Regions from separate parts of the Homo sapiens genome. Here region 1 is linked to region 2. Evidence: chromatin loops called from intact Hi-C (ENCODE). Cell type or tissue: lower leg skin. All regions are shown on one strand. Links, peaks and the distances in the headings refer to the core of each region. The heading gives the core; the rest is flanking DNA. Region 1 has its middle 12 kb from the start of GJB5. Region 2 overlaps CSMD2 (CUB and Sushi multiple domains 2).

Region 1 (10,317 bases), core at 1,042-9,041, 1.1 Mb before region 2:
TGGTAATCCTGGACACTGTCAACTCATCTTCCCAATAGCCCTGCAAAGCCCACTTAGTTCCATTTTATAGATGATAAAACTGAGAGTCAGAGATAACGTGATTTGCTCCAGACCACATAGTTAGGGATTGATGGAGCTGGGGTTGTGGCTCAGTTCTTGTTGACCCCAGAGTCTATTCTCTTACCACAGTATGGAGACTGTCTGGCTGTCTGTGGGAGGAGAGTGAGGAGGGAGACAGGTTTGGTATCAGTGATTAGGAAGGGTGGGGGTGCCACAGGTAGAGGCAGGAGAACTTGAGGGTGGGGAGATGACGTTGTCAGACCAGGCCATTGCCAGTGTGAAGGGACCTCAGGGTGTCCAGGTGAAGGGGTCCACTCCCAGGTCACTTTTAGCACCTGGAGCCTGGGCCTGGTGGTCTGAGGAATAGAGGATTGTGGCTGGAGATATTTTGGGGACCTGGTGTCTGATTAGCCAAGGGGAATGAGGCAAAGGGAGGAGATGGAAATGCTGTTCAGGTGCCTTGCTGGACAGCCTCAGTGGGTGGCGCTTCAGGAGATCAGGGTTGGGGAGGGGCAGGAAAGGGGAGGAGAGAGAGGTTGGGGGAAGCAGGTCTGGGAGGGGGAGATGGCGCATCCAGTTTGGAGGTGTTCAGTTGGAGGGAGATGTCTGGGGAGAGTTGGCTGAACAAGTCTGGAGCACGGGAGGACGCTCCTAGCTGGAGATAATGATCCAGAGAGTAAGCCGTGATGCCCAGGACAGACAAAAGGGGCCAGGCCTGGGGTGTCCAGACCAACTGTGGCCTTAGTGCTTGGTGGAGGTTGGAGGGATGCCCCCGCCATTCAGTCTCTCTGACCTTCCACAAGGTAATGAGGATCCCACCCTCCTCACCCAGCGGGCCCCTCCGTAATCGGCTTCCCTGGGGATGTTTGAGCGAAACGGAATAGCGAGGCAGGCAGGGAAGAAGGGAGGGAGAACTGGTTATCGCTTCCCCTCAGCTCCAAGTGGATAATTACACAGCTCTCCGAGCCCCAGGACTGGGCCAGGCGGCAACCCATACAGACAGCCTCTCAAAATTAATGGGACTCCAAGGGGTTTGGGGTGGGGGAGCACCAAGGCTGAGAGAGGCTGAGGAGAGAGAAACTAGACATGGGAAGACTGTGTCTGACAGAAAGCCCAAGATGCAGGGTCTGAAGCAGAGATGGAGGGAAAGAGCAGGGAAGTTGAAGTTCAGAGAGGTTAAGTCACCTGCTCAGAGTCACACAGCAGCAAAGCTGGGATTTGGCCTCTGTTTGTCTGTGTCCAGAGAGCATGCTCTTTTTTTTTTTTAATTATACTTTAAGTTTTAGGGTACATGTGCACAATATGCAGATTTGTTACATATGGTGGACCTTCTCCCTCACTGAGAAGGCCCCTGGAAACAGGACTTCAGCACACAAACCCTGCATCAGAGCTGCTTCCGGTCTGAGTGAAGGTGGAGACCTAGGGAAGAGCAGTGACTTTCGTAGATGTGAGGGAGGAAAAGGGAGCAGGTGTGACGGATCCTTCCAGTCAGCTGGCATGGGGCCCCTCCCTCGTCTGTTGGAACTAAGGGCGCCTCTGCGTCCCGCCCCTCCGCACCCCCAGCAGTATGCCTCTCTAGCATGCTTCCGGATTCACCTGGAGTTTGGTTTATAGTTACTGTGCCAATGGTAGTCTCTTAGTTCTATAGATGTGCCACGGCTATGTGAGATGTTATCAGTATACAGGAGCTATTTGTACTATCTTTGTAGTTTTTAGATTCTTCCAAAATAAAAAGTTTATTATAAAAACCCCACAACCAACAGCAGATTCCAGCTGTTGGTTGGGGGCAGGGAAGGGGGCTAATGAGGGGAGAGGCCAGGCCCCAGAGGGGAACTGGGGTGCAGAATATTGATGCAGGCCCCCACGACAGTGTTCTCATTTAGCTCAGGCATACGAGGGCCCCGTGGCACTCGAGTTAAGCCATTCGGGTCAGTATCATTCACTTAGGTCCCCACTGGCCATGTCACCAGGGCCTCAACCTGAGTCTACGCTGTGCGCACTTAAGATTCAATCCACTAGGAGGGTGAGGATGCCAGGGGTAAGCACCGGAAATATCTACAACTTACTTCACATCTGTTATGTGCTGGTAGTCTCCTAAGCTGCTTCATATACAGCGTCAGTTTGAATTCTCACAAAATCCCATCTCCTGGAGGAGTCTGAGGCACAGAGAGGTTAAGTAACTTGCCCAAGGTCACACAGTATGTTCTGACCAGAACCCTTCTGATAGCCAGGATGGGAGACCTTTTAAAGCTTGCCCCATGAAGGGGACACACTGTAGGTATGGCAGGACTTCTATGTCTCTCAGGGCAGGAGCCACTGGACCAGCAGGTTTCTGGCAGCCTGCAGCTTGGGAGCCAGCAGGACTGAGAGGGGCTCTGGCCCATCTCCCAGGAGCTTCTTGGGCATCTCGGCTTGGCTCTTCTCTGCATGGTTGCTCTGTCCTCTCTTACACCTGGTCCCCAAGGCTATTCTGTCTGCTCTACTCCATGGTGAAGCTCAGCTTCTCTTCCTGGCCCCTGCGCTCGCTGCTCCCAGTCTAGCTGAAGGAGTGACTGATTGGCCCAGCTCCTCCTCCTGAGGATTGGCCGCCCTTGGGTCCAGGTGTCTGTGACCTGGATGGGCAAGACAAGTAGGACAGTATGGTTCAGTGCCATGAGCCCCGGCTCTGCAGATGGATTGCTTAGATTTAAATTCCACTTTCTCCCTGTGTGACCCTGGGCAAGTGACTTCACTTTTCTGTGCTCTTGACTCATCCTTGGAGGTAACAGTGCTATCTTCCCCATGTGAAGACTGAATACATGATGCTGTGTGAATGAATGCATGCAGAGCCCCGGCCCAGAGGACGCAGTCTGCTACCACCGCTTTTTGCCATTATTATTGCTGCCATCATAGATCACAGTGTGTCTACTTGGCAGGGGCAGTGAGTAGGGCAGGGAGTGATGGACACACCTCCTACACCCAGCCAGCCCAGGGACTGCTCATCCTGATGCTCCTAACCTGTCTGTGAATCTGGGTAAAAGACTTCCTAAGGAAGGGGAGAGTTCAGGCTTCAGGCTTCAAGTTGTGTGTCTGTGTGTGTGTGTGCACGTGTGTGCGTGCACGTGGAGAAGTAATGCCCCCTCTGTCCCCAACTGCCGTGCCTGAGCCCTTGGGCTATGGCCTTGCTTTGTCTCTTATGCCCTGACAGTGGTGAGGGAGGGCTCTTCCCTACCTCAGCAGAACACAGGTAAATGTGTGTGCAAATGATAGGCTTTTAGGGGGAAAGTAAGGACTTTGCCTCTCAATCAGGAATCTTCCAGGATTACAGAAGATTCTGACAGCATCTGGGTGAATGAGCGAGTGGGTGCTGGGAAAGGAAGGCAGATCTTGTGGGCAGAGCTGCAAAGCCTGAGCTCCTCCAATCCTGCTCTGTGGAACACCTACTTCTCCCACCTCAGAATCCTGCCTAGAAGTCTCTCTGTACCCCCAACCCCCGCCACCCACCTCCAGCTGCTGGGCACACTGGTGCAGATCACAGGCCCAAGAAGCCTGAGGGCTCTGGTGCTAGGATGGCTCAGGCCTTCAGGTATGGGGCCCAGGCAAGACGTGGGATGGGGAAGAAAGGCCAAGAGGAGGCTGAGTTATCCTAGCAAACAATAAGACGTTGCACATGTGCACACCTACAAAGCTCCTAGAAACATCTCTAGCTCATGGCAAGTGCTACCTATGTGCTATTAATGCAAATGAAGATAGATGAGAATGAAGAGGCCTGCGTCAGAAGCTTCCGGAGTCTGCTGACAACCAGAACACAACCTCCTTGGGACCCCGCACCTGCTGGAGAGAGGGGACACCAGCACGGGACAGAGTGCTTACTTTGTGCCAGATACGGTTCATTTAATCCCAACAGCTACACAATGAGGTGTGATGATCATCGGCCCATCTTCCAGGCAAGAAGATGAAGGCTTAAAGTAGTTAAATAACTCTTTTTCTGTTCATTTTGAGCATGTCAAGATGACTTCTTTGCACCTGCTCTTCCCTGTCTGCAGTGCTTATGCTCCGCCCTAAAATATTCACAAAGCCAGGATACAAAGCTATAACAAATCACCCCCAAATTTAATAGCTTACAATCACAAGTATTTATTATCTCCAAGTTTCTGTTGGTCAGGAATTCTGGAGCAGCTTCAGGACCACATGATGATGTTTATGGGACCTAGGCACTTTTGCCTTTTATGGCCTCTTCCCTTTTCAAAGAATATTTGAAAAATCACATTTCATGATTGTGTTGGTATAAAGATAAATATATTAATGTTATATATTAAAAACATTTTCTTTGACCTAAAAGTTCCTTCTTTCTCCTAATTTTAAAAGAAGTGAAAAACATTTTCACTGGTCCTAAATGTCTTGTGGGCCCAAGGCATGGTGCCTCCTGTGTTTAGCGGACAAATTGGCCCTGAGTGGCTTAGCCAGCTAGTTCTGGCTCGGGGTCACTCAAGTGGCTGCAGTCACCTGAAGGCTTGACCGAGGCTGGATGGTCCATTTCCATGATGGTGCACTCACATGGTTGCTGGCAGAAGGCCTCAGTTCCCCGCTGTGGGCCTCTCAATGGGTTGACTTGAGTGTCCTCATGATATGACAGCTGCTTCCCCTAGAGTGAGAGAGGGGAAAGTAGGGCGGAATCCTTTTATGCCGTATCTTGGAAGTCATCCATGGTCAAATATCATTACTTCTGCCACATTCTTCTTGTGAGTCATTAAATACAGCTTGCACATAAGGGATGTAGGGGAAGGGAAATTAGTCTCCACTTTTTGAAGGCAGTGGACGGACATATTCAAAAACCATTATACTTGGCTTCAGACAGGCCTTCCCTAGGTCACCTAACTTTGACTCTTGTTGCCACCCTCCAAGTCCCCTATAACACATCACTCAACTTATCGCCATCGGAGATTACCTTGTTCATTGATTCAAATTGTTTGTCTGCCCCAGCTGGAAGGTAAGCTCCTTTGTGGGAGCGGACCTCATCAGTCTGTTCTCTGCCTTTGTTCTAGGGTCTAGCGTAAAGCCCAGCACCCATGAGGCTCTCAGTAAGTATTTGGTGAATGCAGGAATGAGTGAATGAATGAGCTTTGGTGGTGGTGGTGGGAGAACCTGCAGTCACTTCAAACTGGTGGTGGAAGGGGAGTGTGTGGAGAGGCTGAAGCTCTCCGCTTGGGGTTTGTTGGCCTGGGATGGTTTCCGAGGCTCAGGGGATTGGGAAGGAGGTTTGGCAGGGAAGAGCAGAGTAGAGCAGTAAGGGAGTGAGAAGCCTGGAGAGGCTGGATGACCAGAAGGCATGGAATTACCTTGTGAGCGCAGACCCCAGATTATAGGATCTAGTGGGGTCTAGTTGCTACACATGTAGCAACAGGAAAATTACAATGCATTATGGCAGATGCCTAACAGGAGTGTGTTCAGGACCCATTAGGCTGGACGCTGATGCTGACCGCTGAACGGAGGACTTTGCTTTTGGCCACACCCTTGACTGTGGACTTTGCTCACTTGCCGAGGTGTTAGGGGATTGCTGAGTCCTGGGGAGACACACTTGGCTGCTGGTCGCTGCAAGACTAGCTCACCTGCCCGGGCTGCTCCATTCAGCCGCTGGGGGGCAGCAGAGGCCCAGGCTTGGCGGCAGCGCCCGGGCTCCTGCAGCCTCCGCCCTCAGAGCCGTTCTGTGCTGCCAGCGACCAGCCACCAGCGACCAGCTCCTGCTCCTGTAGGGGCAGAAGCTGCTGGGTGGGGTGGAGGTCACAAGTTTGGGGTGTTCCAGTCTGTGCTCCTTCTGAATTGTTCCTTCCACTCTCCCCTGAGCCTTCTCCTAGTGTCCTTTCCTCCTTTACAAATCTTCCCAGAAGATGAAAGCAGAGAGGTGGCGGTGGAATGGGGGCCTGGAACTTGTCGACTTCAATGAAGGAGTTGGACTTTACCCTAAGAGCCATGGAAAGTTCACTGAAGTCCCTGATTTGTGTTTGCAGAAAGATACCTCTGGCTATCGGGAAGCAGAAAGCCCAGACAAGAAGCTGCTTCAAGGCTCAGGTGGGAGAGGGGTCAGAGAAGAACCAGTGAGACAATGAGGTGGATGGTGGGTACCCCCTCGCTGGGACATGGGGAGAGCTGGGCTGAGTGCAGGGGGGCAGTGCTGAACCCCAGAATGAGCACACTATTGCAGTGGTGGCAGAGGGTTCAGGACACAGGGCCCCCAGCCCAGATAGGCCTGGGTTCAAGGCTAGGATTCCCTTCACGGGGGTGACAGCAGGTAGAAGGGGAGCAGCCCTCCACCCTAGATGGACTGGCTTGCTAGAAAGTGAGTCAGGAACAGGGGCCAGGGACCCACAACTGAGCACAAAGTGAGGTGTTGGACTTGACCGTGGTGGAGTCTCTGACCAGAGCTGGGCTCAGAAGGGCAGCTGGCCCTCTAATTCCTAAAGGCTGTTCTCTCATGCCATGTGCTCCAAAGGTGCTGTCATCAGACATCAGGGACAGTGTGAGGAAGCCCTAGAGGATTGGCCTGGTCTTGGCCCTGACCTGGAGTTGACTGGAGTCCTACACTTTCCAACTTGGGGCTGAATCCACAGGCCTCGCCAGCCTTTGTGCCTGCTGCCTGCTGGCCTTCACCCCACCTGGCTCCAGGTCCTCCAGGTCCTCCAGGTCCTCCAGGTTGGTACTGAGCTGGAAGCTGGCTGTGTGATCACAGTTGAACTTGTGCCCAGAGACTACAGTTGGGCTGGGTCTAGCAGAGGGCCTCGCTGCCTCCCAGGGATCCTAAGGTGGACTGCTCCTCTAAACCTTTGCTGTAGGTGGTGAAGGACTCATCCCTGAGCCGCCAGGAAGGTTTGGCCCAGAGACTATAGTTGGGCTGGGTCTAGCAGAGGGCCTGGCTGCCTCCCAGGGTTCATAAGGGGGACTGCTCCTCAAAACTCTTGCTGCAGATGGTGAAGGACTCATCCCTGAGCCGCCAGGAAGGTTTGGGCTTGTGCCCCTCTTCCCCTTCCCACCGGCTGTTCCTGGCATCTGCAGCATTCTCTCACTGCTCCCTTTTACCTGGCCAACTCCTAGTCATCTTGATGTCTCAGTTTAAATGTCACTTCCTTGGAAACAATTTTAGTGCACCCATTATTCTTGCTCAGAGCGTCCTTTGCTTTTCCTGCAGTGTATTTATTACAGCTTATTATACTTTTACTTGGAGAGAGAGAGAGAGAGAGAGAGAGAGAGTGTGTGTGTGTGTGTGTGTGTGTGTGTGTGTGTTAACATCTTGACCCCCTGAATAGACTGGAAGCTCCCTGGAGACCGGAAGCATGTCTGTTTTACTCATGATTATAGTCCCAGGCTCTAGCCCCAGGCCTGGGATACTGCAGGCACTCTAAAAATATTTGTTGAATGGGTGAAGGAAAGAAAGAATAAACGCATTATGGATGCCCCTGGGGATGCCCTATGTGTTGGGAATTCATAAAGCCACAGAGTAAACCTGGCATGTCTCTGGATCATCAATTTTACTTGATGGCAAGGAATTAGAAGCATTCTATTTACTTATTAATAGAATATTTTACATTACAAAAGTAATACATGTTCCTTGTCAAAATTCAATCAATAGGCATTGAAACAAACCCTGACACATTATGGAGTACAACAAAAAGTTCACTTGACTTTTAAAGAGAAAATAGGAGGCTTCAAAGACATTTTGAGCTTAAGAGGGGCCAGACTGACCTGCAGTGCAGGCTCCTGCAGGGATGAGGTCACTCCTGTGGGTTAGGGCACCTCCATGGGAGAGGCTGAGAAACTGCTGTTAGGCAATTGCGCTGTTGTTGGCGCTGTGGCTCTAGAGCCTGGGCGCTGACTGCACTTGGAGAGAAAGCAAACGCCTGCTTTATATACCGAGAAGTCGTCTGGCCAGACTCCAGGGGCAGGGGCCTGGAGGAGAAGAGTGTTTTTGTGGAGGAGTGGGGATGCAGGGAGGCTTTCTAGGGGGTATCAGGAAGGAAACCTTCCTGGTAACGAAATAACAAAAATCCTTTCGGAAGAGTGAGAGAGTGGGGGTGCTGTAACAGGTCAGCCACTTCAGAGGGGCTGGCTGTCCCAGGCCGCGGGCATCACGGCTGGAGAGTACCGGGGAGGTGGGAAAGTAGGTGGGGGGGATGTCATTGGGTTGGCTGAAGGGGCAACCCACGGCCATCCAGGGAGACCAGCAGCGAACGGGCCGTGGAGAATGACACTATTATGTGCAAAATGTACAGCTCGAGGTGGAGTCAAAGATGTGGGCCTGGAGCCTGACAGATCCGGGTTCAAATCCCAGCTCTGCCATTTTTAGTGATGTGACTTTGGTCAAGTCTTTCCCTCTCTGAGCCTCATTTGTTCCATTGGCACAAGGAGAATCCTGATCACCATCTTGAAGGGGGTTGTGATGGTTCCATTAGGTATCTGTTCTCTGTACGTTCAGATCACCTGGGTAGTGTTTTAAAAAATACTGATGTCTGGGCTTCAGCTCAACTATCTGAAGCAGAGTCTCTGGGAGTGCATCCCCAGCATCTAGGATGCTTTGACAGAGCCCCAGGTGATTCCGTGTGCAGCCAGGAGAATCCCTGCCAGAGGTGATCTGAACACAGCCTTGTGATTGTCTCCAGCAGAGGAAGAGGTTCCTGTTTCCCGATTAATCCACCACAGTCTGCCCCAGGCTTTGTGGTCAGTCCACAAGCTGCCTTTGTGCCTCTCACTGGGCTTTTCTCCTCTGCCTGGCTTGTTTGCTCTTTGTCTGGGTCCCAGCTATCAGGCGCAGGGCATGAGCCAAGTGCCCACTGGGATGCAGCTGCTTTCTGTCCAGTGGCTTTGGGGGTGACAGACAGATGCAGACCTACTGGGAGAATGACGAAGGGGCGGACAAGCCAGGCCTAGAGCGAGGAACACCCCTCCTTCCCCGCAAGGAAGATCCAGAAAGAGATTGACTTGGTGCTTAAACTTGAGCTGCACCAGAAGCCCCGGGGGTTGGGGGAGGGGTGTTAAAATACAGATTGCCAGGTCCCCAACCCCAGGGCATCCGATTTGGTAGGTCTAGGGTGGGGCTGGGAATGTGCACTTCTGACAAATTCCCAGGTGACACTACTGGCCCCCTGGACTACACTTTGAGAACCACTGACTTAGAGGCCCACAGAGAAGTCAGCTACACACCACCTCGGCCCACACATACCCAGAGCCAGAGAGCAGCAGGCCCAGAGGAAAGGCGGGCCGTCAAGCAACCCACAGACACCCTCTAGTCAGAGGAGGCACCGAGGAGGCGAGAGACCCGGACACACATCAGCAGAGCTGGGGGAGACAAGGACCCCAGTATAGACCCAGGGAGGAGACACCTAAGGGACAGAGAGAGTGACATCTTCCTGGCCCCTCACCCCAGCTCAGAGAATGACCTCGGGAAACAGAGTGGTAGGCTGACCCAACGACAGACAGACAGACTGACTGGAGGACAGAGAGGCTGGTGGAGATTCGCAGTGCGTGAGCACCGAGCAGCCGGGGGGAGCTCTAGGGTGTGCTGGTGCCAACTTGTACCCCTCAGTTTTCAGGACATTTGCGGGTGAATTGTAAACCCTTAATTGTTGGAAGTTGGCCCTGCTGGGAGTGTTCACCCCGTGTGGACACCCTGTGAACCCCAAGTGGTGGCGACTTTAGAAGCAATGCCTCCTCTTTTCTGACCTAGGTTTGACCCATGTGGGACTTTTTGCCCTTCTGCTCAAAGGTCAGGTGCTGCCACCTGCTCCAGGAAGCCTTTCTGACTGCTCCACCCATGGGGTGGAGATGCTTGTCTCCCGGGAGTTCTGTGGCGTCAGCTTCTCAAGCCTTCTGTGGATTTTTCAGGGTTTTGGTTCATTGTTTCTGGTGTGACTCCGGGTTGTATCACCCCTTTCCCGGCCCTCAGTGTCCTCAGTGGGGATTGGCTGAAGGATTCCTAGGGCCTCTTCCACTTGAAATAATTTGTGTTTACTCCCTCTTTCCTACCTTTTTTGGGTTGTGTTCCCCTGTCCTTGAAATTTTCTTGCGTAAGGCCCATCAATATATGTATGTTTATTTATAAAATCTATATGTTATGAGACATATATGAAGTATAAATTTAACAGGATGAGATAAAAATACAAATGGAAGTTACTCTGTGTGTATATATACACACATATAAATGTATGTAAATAGATATATATTTATATATTTATTTTCAACAGTGCTTGAGAAGTAATATAAATATATAGTAACTATAAATATTTGATT
Region 2 (10,317 bases), core at 925-8,924:
CCCAATAATGTATCCTCCAAAATGCTCATCAGTCAACCTGATACTCAGTTGCATCTCCCTGGTACTGACTGGCCTCAGCTGTATCCTGTTACTGCCCAGCCCTGGTGACAACCCTCTTGACCATCAGTTATCTTAGAACAAGGAGGACGGAGGAAAGGTAATCATGCATAGAAGCGTGAGCATGGGCTCCCAGTTGCTGCTCAGGATTTCCAGCTGATGGTGAGGGATGCTGGAGAGTGTCCTACTCCAGAGATTTGGGACTTGGACTAGTACTCTCAAGCCACAGGCAATGTCAAGAGTGGTCTTGTTTGATGCAGAGCGACAGAGTAGAGGACTGTTTATTCATAAACTGTATGACTGATAGGGAAGACATGTAAGGGTCAATAGCCACATGAAAAAAATACTGTGGTTTTCATAAACTGGCAAGCACCCAATACCCAGTGCAGAGCCCTGGAAAACTGCACTGGAGACATCAACTTATCCCACCGGTCGGGTAACCCAACCCAGAGGTGGAAGTGAGTTTTGTACTTCCTCCCTGAATCTAAGTATTGGTACCCATGCACTCAGAAGAACCTGCAACAGATGGGTATGACTGGGCCTGCAGAACAGATGCCAGCTCTACTCCCCAGCCAGTGGTACAGATGGGGCAGAAGAGAGAGGAAGAGAAAGAGCATCTCCAAAAGCAGACTGTCTGCCCTGCTTCTCAGGTGAACACAAAAGGCCAGGAGGCTGCTGAGTGTGGGGGGTCAAAGATGAGTAAAGTGATGGGCTGTACCTAAGCACTGACCTTTACCACAGTGACCCTGCCGGCAGCTGAGATGTGGTCCAGGGACTGTCAGCCCCCACCAGCCAGAGAAACACATGTTTCCCTTGGGGAGGAGCAAGCAGGGGATGAGAGAGGGCCTCAGCGATTTTGCTGGGCCTCCTTCCTCTGTGGGTCAAGGCAAGAACATGGGGGGAGGAGGGGAAATTGCCCTCTTCAATGTGATTTCCATCCTTCAATTTCTACCCAAATTTAGAGACGTTTCTAGACCTGAGGGGAATAGGAGCCACAGTCACGCATCCCCGTGTGCTCTGTGGCTAATTAAAGTCGGGTTCTCCTCATGGGCACTGGAGCCCAAGAATAGCCTCCTCATGAGCCCTCTGTGTGTGTGCACGTGTTTGTATTTCTTTTTCCCAGAAAACCCGCGGGAGTCATGTTTTGATCCTGGTTCCATCAAGAACGGCACACGGGTGGGGTCCGACCTGAAGCTGGGCTCCTCCGTCACCTACTACTGCCACGGGGGCTACGAAGTTGAGGGCACCTCGACCCTGAGCTGCATCCTGGGGCCTGATGGGAAGCCCGTGTGGAACAATCCCCGGCCAGTCTGCACAGGTGGTGGAAGCCTGGGGATGGCAGGGGTCTGAGGAACTGAGGGCATGCCAGGGGCAGAGGGTGCTGTGGGCTGGGGAAGGGAGGGGGGCAAGGTCCTCAAGCCCGGCTCCTCCAAGCCTGGCAAACCTGGGTTTGCCGTGGATGTGTATAGAAGTGGCTTATAATTCACTAGGTGTGCAGTTCCTTTCAAGGTATCATCTCAGAACCCATGGTGTCCCTACCCCCATTCACATAGATGCTCATGCCCTCAACAGAGGCCCCCAGACATGCCACATCAGGGAGCTCACACCAGGGAGAAGTCATTTAAAGGTGGCTCCTGGACTAGTTCCTAGGCCTAGGGAAAATCACTGAGAGATCAGATATGTTGAAGTAAGGCCCGCAGGGTGTGCTGATTCCAGGTGGGTCTGGGTGAGCCATGGGGGTCCTGACAAGAGAGATAGGAATGAGTATCAGGGCTTTAAGAGCTTGGTGACCACCCATTGAAAAGCCAAGCATACCCCCTTTGTCATGGTAAGAGAGGCAGGCTCAGACCCGCCCCTTGTGGAAATTGGGCACCTTGGAGAGGAACAGAAGGTGGCTGGGTCACATGGGCTGGCCACTCCCCATGGGGTTAGTCCGGGGAAGCTTCAGCTCCCTATTCACACTGACACTCACTGTCCAGGTTAGATGTCAGCCAGGGCAGCAGATCATTTCTAGGCTCCACGTGTAAGCAGAAGAGGTTCCTAATGTGCTCCCTAAGGCTGTGACTTCAGGGACCAATGCCAGGGTTAATAGGTAGAGGGCAAGAACTGACACCTGCCCAAGAGGGCCCTCGGTAGCTTCAGGGCAAGTTTCAGGCTACATGCCAGGCCAGGGGTGCACGTTCTTGGGCAGGGCAGGGTCCGCAGGACTTGCCTTCTCCAAGCTAGGGCCTGCCCACCTCAGGGCAGCCCTACTGGGGCCAGAAGCTCAGGCTGGGGCAGAACAGAGGATGGTCACTGGTAAGAGGCCCACAAGGTCACCTGACTCTCTATCTGGTTTCTCTTTCAGCCCCCTGTGGGGGACAGTATGTGGGTTCGGACGGAGTGGTCTTGTCCCCCAACTACCCCCAGAACTACACCAGTGGACAGATCTGCTTGTATTTTGTTACTGTGCCCAAGGACTATGGTATGGGTTTTGGTTGTTGTTGTTCATATGTTTTCTGACTCCTCACCCTCATTCCAAAATGAGCAATTCCTCAGACGCCTCCCAATTATATACAGCCCCATTGTGGGAATCGCAGAACAGTCTCCCCAAAAGGACGGCCGAGTGCTGACGTTTCTCAAACGGGCTGCAGAATACATTCCGGACACAAGAGGGCAGAAGGGCACAAGTGAGCCCCGCCAGAACCAAGGGGACAGAGTTGGTGAGAAACTGGCCAAGACAGAGGGAAGGCAAGGTGCCCCAGGGGACTACCCAGTATGGCCCAAGTCCTAAGGGAGGTGCCGCAGATCTAGACCTGTTAGGAACCCAGGGTGAGTGGCCAAGGAGCAGGAGGGAGGAGAGGAATGGGATGGAGCTGGGCTTGAAAGTGCAGGTGAGGGAGACCAGGAGCCACATCATTCTGGTGTCCCATCTGAGAACCAAAGCCTGGTCCAGAAGCTATAGGTAGGACAAGCAAGAAAAAAGTGAAAAGCAGACCAGTGCCCTGGGAAGACAGAGAAACTTCCAGATTCCAAGAGATGTGGGCAGAAAAACCAACCCAGGCTCATTACCTGGTTGGCAGTGGGGACATTCAAGAGTCCTGCCAGCCTTGGAGGCATTCAGGAAGATGAAGGGCAACCAGGTGACCAGGCTGGCTTCTTTCTTCCTGGATCTCCTCTTTGTAGGAGGACTAACAACCATATCTAAACACAATTGATGTTGGATGTGGCAAAGGACATCAACATGTCCCGACCACCCAGGGGAGGAGCAGGACGGAGGGAGCAGCCTGCAGAGAGCCAGCTCCTTATTCCCCAAGACAGGATGGGCAAGCACAGAGCAAGGCCTGATGCTTGAGGCGTTCGCCAAACATTTAGTAAGCACCCATTGGGGGCCACGCACTTTACTGGGTCCTGGAGTTGCAGAGATGAGAGAGACATGTTCTCTGTCCTCTATAAATTCCCAGTCTCATCTCTACCCATAGCTCCAGCCATCAGTACACCCACTCCTGCCCCAGAACCAGGACACCTATGTACATGTACACACACTCCCCAATATACTGAGGTGGCAGGGGCCTCAGACCTGCAGGATCGCAGTTAGAAAAGTCCTGAAAGGCTGTCCAATCTGATCTGCTACCCAGAGCAGAATCCTTGGTAGGTGGGCATGCAGTTTGTGCCTGGATCCCTCCAGTGATAAGGAGCTCACAGCACTGACTACAGATCTCTGTATACAGTTTTCAACTCAATGACACTGACTAACTGACGTTGGGACGCATGAATGTGGGGTCCTGACATCGCATGGAGAATGAGGGATGGTACCCAAAGCCCTCTGATGGCCTCCAGATAGCTGCTGCAGCTGCTATCTGGGAAAGGAACAAAGTTGGCTCCATTTCGCCTCTACCCGCCTGACCTTTGGGTGCAGCCCTCCATGTTGTCTTGACCCTTGTGAAGGCCAGCCCGGCCTTCCCAGCTCCCCGCCTCCCTGTGCCGGGTGTCTGGCCACTGCCAGACTGTGCCACTGCACTAACCAGTGCAGCAAGCCACAGCCCAGGAACCAACAACTTCCCCAGGGCTGCCCTCCTCCTGGCTTGGGCCCCTAGACCCCTAGATCCCCTCTCCTGCCCCCAGCGTGCCTGCCCAGTCCCCACACTGTGTCTCCTCCACAGTGGTGTTTGGCCAGTTCGCCTTCTTTCACACGGCCCTCAACGACGTGGTGGAGGTTCACGACGGCCACAGCCAGCACTCGCGGCTCCTCAGCTCCCTCTCGGGCTCCCATACAGGTATCCGGGGCTCGGCCAGTGTGGGGATGGTTGTGGGCCGGGGGCATCACGTCCGGCTAAAGGAAGGAGGCTCTAGAAGCACCCCATGGCCGCAGGTGGAACCCTACGGCTCTGCGTGCCTGTCGTGTTCTGGTGCTTGTCTACAACGCAGCAGCCAGCTCGTGAGAGCTCCAACTAGCGGGGCCTTCAGCAGCTGCCCTCACCCAGACTGTGTCTACACCGCCCCCTTGTGGTGTAGCCTTCTCCTGTTGGTTCGTATTCAGATGCAACTTTTTTTCTTACTATAAATGTATTGCATTTTCATTATAGAAAACTTAGTGACAAAACAAAATAATTGCATACAGAATCAAAATAAAGACTACCCCGAAAGAGCCACTGACAAGATGTAGTGGATTTCCTTCCAGTCTTTGTATCTACTTCGACGTTTACATATTTTATTCAACAAACCAATATACATATTTTATTGAAATATTCGCTACGAGCTTTTCTCTGTCATTTTTTTTCTTCTAGGCTAGGATTTTTAAGTGCTACATAGTAGTCTCTCATACAGTTAGTTAAAATTTATGTAACGAATTCCCTATTATTGAACATTTAGATTGTAATGTTTTGTGCTTATGAATAGTAATGCAATGTATTGTACATACATCTTTATATACATTTCTGTTACTTTAGAATATCTAGAAGTGGAATTGTCAAGTTAAAGGATATGTGAGATCTTTAAGGCTTTTTATGCAGATTATCAAATATCCCTCTAGAAAGATCTTGTCAGTTTGATCACCAACAAGAAAGAGGGCATGTTTTATTCTCACAAAAACCAGGTAATTAAAAAAACAAAAGCGTCATCAGTTTGAAAAGTGAAAATGGTATCTCATTTTCTAATTTGCCTTGTTTTATTACTAGTTAGGTTAAATTTTTATAATGTGTTTATTGGCCTGTGCATTTTTTATTTGTGAATTTATTGTGAATTTGTGTCGATTTTTCTACAAGCACTTATTTTCTTATTTATTGAGTAGAGCTCCATATTTTATAAGCTACATAAATATATATAATATGCTATAAAAAGCCCTCCTCTCCAGCTTGTCTTTTGCTATATAATTTTCTTCAGGGTGCTTTAATGTCAGAATATGTAAATTTCCCATGCTATCAAATCTATCAATGTTTTCTTATATAGTTTTCTCCTTTGCTTTTATGCTGGTCAAATAAATATTCCTCTGTGTTTTCTTTCACTTCTTAGTTTCATCACACTGCTTTAATACCTTTGGAATTTATTTTGATTTATTATTTGATATAGGGAATCTAACCATATTCTTTCAAATATAGTTAATCAGTTGTCCTAGCAGAATTTTCAAAATGCCAAATTTACATATACTAAATTTTTATGAAGGGTCTGTTCTTAGACTTTTTATCCATTTCTTCCAAGTGTCTATTTATTCCTTTTTTAGTTTTAATTATTATAACACTATAATAGTGTTTACTATATAATAATTTTAAATACATGGTACTATAAGTCCCCAGAGCCATTCTTTGTTTTGAATTTTTATTGGCTGTTGTTGCTTACTTTTGCCTCCAAATTATATTTAGAAATATTTTGTTAAGTTTAAAACATTGCATCAGAATCTTGACTGGGATTTAATAAAACTTACACGTTAAATTAGGGTGAACTCACGTTTATATTAACTCTTCTTCCCATCCAGGAATACAATATGTCTCTCCATTTGTTTATCTTCTGTAGCCCTTGGGAGGGTGCTATAATTTTTATTTAGGCAGTATTCATTGTTTGTTAACTTTATTCCCAGATATTTCATGGAGATTTTTGTTGCTGTTGTAAATGGGTCTTTTTTCCCCCATTATGTTTTCTAGCTGGTCTTTACTAGTATATTCAAAGACTGTTGTTTTTGGCATATTTGCTTTGTAAAGTCATCAGACTCTTCATAATACTGCTTACACTGCCAACTAATTCTCCTGGCTCCTCTAGGCAAGAAGTAATATCATCTGCAAATAAATTTGTCTCATTATTTTATCTCCTCCTTTTCAGTGGCTTTTCTTTTATTTTCTTCCATGGTTATTGGTCTATTCAGGTATATTACTCTAATATCAATGTTGATATTTTAGCTTTTAGTAAAAAATCCATTTCATAATTTCATTTACATTTAGTACCACAATGTATATAATGTACTATGGTGATGTTTACCCTGCTTTGTATTAGTGGTGATATTCCTGCCTTTGTTATCCTGCATCGTGCATTCATCATCCCCTTTTTACTCGGCTGTACCAGGTGTTTTGTGTTTTTGTGGGTTTTTTTTAATTTTTATTGCTGCAATTTATCAATTATTCTGCAGTTTGTTGTTGCTTTTTTTTATTAATCTCTGCCTTTATTTCATCATTTCCTTCCTCATATTTTTCTTCTGATTATTTTGTTCTTGTTCTAACATCTTGAATTGAGAGCTCTGTTCATTATTTTCTCTGTGTAATAAAGAACATGTTTACAGCGATGTATTCACCTCCAAGCATAGTTTTGGCTTCATGCCATAAATTTTGATATGTACTATGTTCATCATCATTACTTTTTAAATAGCTCATCATGGTGTTGTTTACTCTTTTTGCCCAAGTGTTGGCTAAGAATGTCTTTTCTTTTCCCCTAAGAATATGGATTTTGTTCTTATTGCATTAAACTTTTGTGTTAATTTATATTTTTATTTCCATGTAGTGAAAGAATGTGGCCTGTACCATTTCTTCTTTGGGGATTAATTGAAGTCCCTTCAGTAGCCAAGGACCTTTTTTTTTAGTTTTCTAAATATTTAAGAAGGATGTGTGTTCTCTGTAAGGTAGAGAAGCAAGACGAATGAGCTCAGGCTCTACAATCACACTCTTTTCTTAGCTCTCCTATTTGTTTTCTAGGTGACTTAAGGCACAATACTTGACCTCTCTGAGCTTCAGTTTTCTCCTCTGTAAAATGCAAAGAAAAAGAGTCCTACCTCCTAAAGTTAGTGTTAGGAGTAAATGAGTTTTGTAATTGCCATTAAATCAATCTTACTCAATTTTGTTATTCAGATCTATTGTATCAGTGATTCTCAACCAAATGAATTTTTTGTAACCACCACCTCACACATACACACCCAACCAAGAGTGTAAATCAGGAACTCCTGGAGTAGGATGCCTTTTCAAAACAGATAGATAGATAATGTATAGCTATAGATTTAGAGTTATAGTAAGGATTTTCAAGTAAAGAGCTATAGAGAGGTCTACATTTAAGACCTATAGATGTAAATATGGATGTAGATATAGGTGTATAGGACCAATAGAAACAGGAAGTAAGGAAGGAAGGAAGCAAGGAAGGAAGGAAGGAAGGAAGGAAGAAGATGGGGGAGGAAGATGAGAGAGTGAGAGAGAAAGAGAGAAAGATGTATAAGACCTGTAGATATAAAACTCCTGACCTCAAGTGATCTACCTGCCTCAGCCTCCCAAAGTGCTGGGATTACAGTGAAACCCCATCTCTACTAAAAATACAAAAATTCACTGGGCATGGTCGTGGGTGCCTGTAATCCCAGCCACTCGGGAGGCTGAGGCAGGAGAATCACTTGAACCCGGGAGGTGGAGGTAGCAGTAAGCCAAGATCGCGCCATTGCACTCCAGCCTGGGCGACAGAGAGAGACTCCGTCTCAAAAGAAAAAAAAAAAACCTGTAGATATCAATATCAGTATATTCAGAGAGTCCCTTATTCCTCATTTGGAGAAACACTGATAACAAGCCATTGGTACTGATGGGAGTGCACTATGTCCCTGTCCCTGAGTTGCGTTGGGGGAGAAAAAGCTTAAGGACCGCTACTCAACAGTCTTCATTTTGTTTTTCTATTTGATGTATCAATGATTGTGAATGTTGCATGAAAGTATTTCCCATTACAGTTATGATATTTTGTTGTCTTCTTGTATATCTAGCAATTTTTGCATCTGTTTTCCTGACATATCTTCTCTCATTTTCTCCAAGTCTTTCTCTTTTAAGAGGAAGTTGACTCATTTATTTTACAAGTGAATTATTTGGTCTGATATCTGTCATCTTGTGTTGTTCTTTCTGCGCTTTTGTTTGTGTTGTTTTGATTTTGCTTCCTCGCTTTTCCATACATACCTGACCCATCTCTAATTTTCAAGTTTTTCTTGATATATTTGGACTTTTATATTAATGTTATAGTAGTTATTTTTTAAATTGTGGACTTCTTCCCCAAGAGCAAATTTTTGAATTTGCATTTGCATTTTGTTTTGTTAGCTCATTGACAATAGTTATTATACTTTTCTGGTTGTATTTATCCCTGCTGGTGTCTGAATTCCCTACTTTAGTTTTGGGTTTTGTTTTTTTTTTTTTCAGTAGGGCTTATAACTGCAGTACTTTCTGTACCATGCATATATGAGAATGCTTTCCTTTTGACATGGGATATAAATGACACCTTGATTGTAAATCAAATTACGGGTCAAACTTTATCTTTCAAAACTGCAGTAATTATTCCACTCTATTCCAACATTTACTGTTACAGACAAATTGGGGTCCAACGTGATTCTTTGTCCTTGTAAGTAACCTGTGCTTTTCTGTCTATGTGATTTTCTTTTTTTGTTGTTGTTAATTAAAAAGCCCACTGGGAGGTGTTGTGGTGGAGGTCTCTTCTCACTAATTCTACCTTGCACTTGGCAAATATTTCAATCTGTACCTCACATCTTAGGAAAAGTGTCTTCTTTCTTAAATGATTTTTTTTTTTTTTTTTTTTGAGACAGAGTCTCACTCTGTCACCCAGGCTGGAGTGTAGTGGTGCAATCTCAGCTCACTGCAACCTCTGCCTCCCAGGCTCAAGAGATTCTCCTGCCTCAGCCTTCCGAGTAGCTGAGACTCCAGGTGTGCTCCACCATACCCGGCTAATTTTTGTATGTTTAGTAGAGATGGATTTTCACCATGTTGGTCAGGCTGGTCACAAACTCCTGACCTCAGGTGATCCGCCCGCCTCAGCCTCCCAAAGTGTTGGGATCACAGATGTGAGCTACTTCACCCTGCCTTAAATGATTTTTTTTCTCCTTCAATTTCTCTGTCTTCTCTTTCTGAAATTCCTGATACATGCATATGGATTTTTTTTTCATCTTTCACGTCACTTGTCATTTCTCTCGTTATTTTAATCTCTTTATCCTTTTTCTGTGGATTCTGAGAGAATTTCCCAAATTTCATCTCGACTTCACTGTTCAGTTTTTGTGGAATCCAGCTGCTTGCACTAGCATTTCTCATCTCTTTGCAGCCTTTATTGATCTCAGATCCTTCTTCCTCTGACTTCACAGATGCAATGCTAGATTTAATCTCATGACAACCATGACTGAACATCTGCTGAGAGTTTTGCCTGTTCTTTGTTGTGGTTCACATAAAGTATTTGCTTTGACTTCTTAGAGTGATCTCCTTCCTCAAAACTTTAACATTTTTTCTTATGTCCAGTGATTTTACTATTTGCTCTCCCTTGAAGATGGAGGCCCGTGTGCCTTCAGGGCTGCAGTTGACATGGGTTCTGTGAGAGCTCACTAGGGTCGTTATCCACATCTGTCAGGCCAAATAGAAAAGTTGAGTTTCACTCTGCTCACATCCATCTGGAGGAGGAGTTGGAGATGGCAGTGATATCAAAGGGATGCTTTGCCTTCATGAGTTTCTTTCTGCTTTGGCAGCTACATGTTAGCTGGGGGCAATAACTGTTAGCTGGGACAATGACTCCTAGCCAGGCTCAGCCTTCTGGGTCACATACACATCTAAGCCTGCCTTGCAAAAGCTCTCTGCTCCCATATTGGTGGCATCACATGAGCTTCCTGGAAGTACAGGTGGACCTCCCAGTAGTTCCGTTGTGGGTCCCAACTCTAGCCCTCACTGTAGTGGAGATAGAGCCTGGTTCTCTGTAATCCCTGCTTCGTCCTGAGAATGGGGTCTGGGGTCAGCAGCGCTTCTCAGGGGTCCCTGAGGCTGCAGGGGGGCAGCAGGCAGAGTGGCCATG

What was found. Peaks named below come from ENCODE experiments on the same cell type or tissue, not always from the same donor. Only the 100,000 strongest peaks of a DNase experiment are listed, where the experiment ranks them.
Region 1: it touches region 2 in a loop (10-fold over the local background); 72 of 110 quality-filtered maps call a loop at or near these places.

Annotation. Positions count from the first base shown.
Region 1 is chr1:34,738,217-34,748,533 of GRCh38, reverse strand. No RefSeq gene overlaps it. Among named protein-coding and RNA genes, the nearest start is that of GJB5, 12 kb to the left of the region's middle. In lower leg skin, for the core only: a CTCF peak has its summit at 5,660 (motif pointing right); DNase peaks (open chromatin) are centred at 2,693 and 5,675.
Region 2 is chr1:33,627,418-33,637,734 of GRCh38, reverse strand. It overlaps CSMD2 (CUB and Sushi multiple domains 2), which reads left to right. Exons shown (of 71, transcript NM_001281956.2): 30 at 1,181-1,375; 31 at 2,405-2,521; 32 at 4,200-4,313. Among named protein-coding and RNA genes, the nearest start is that of ZSCAN20, 160 kb to the right of the region's middle. RefSeq lists a silencer at 731-901 and enhancers at 864-1,794, 1,795-2,726, 3,694-4,200. In lower leg skin, for the core only: a CTCF peak has its summit at 4,577 (motif pointing left); DNase peaks (open chromatin) are centred at 2,724, 3,404 and 4,514.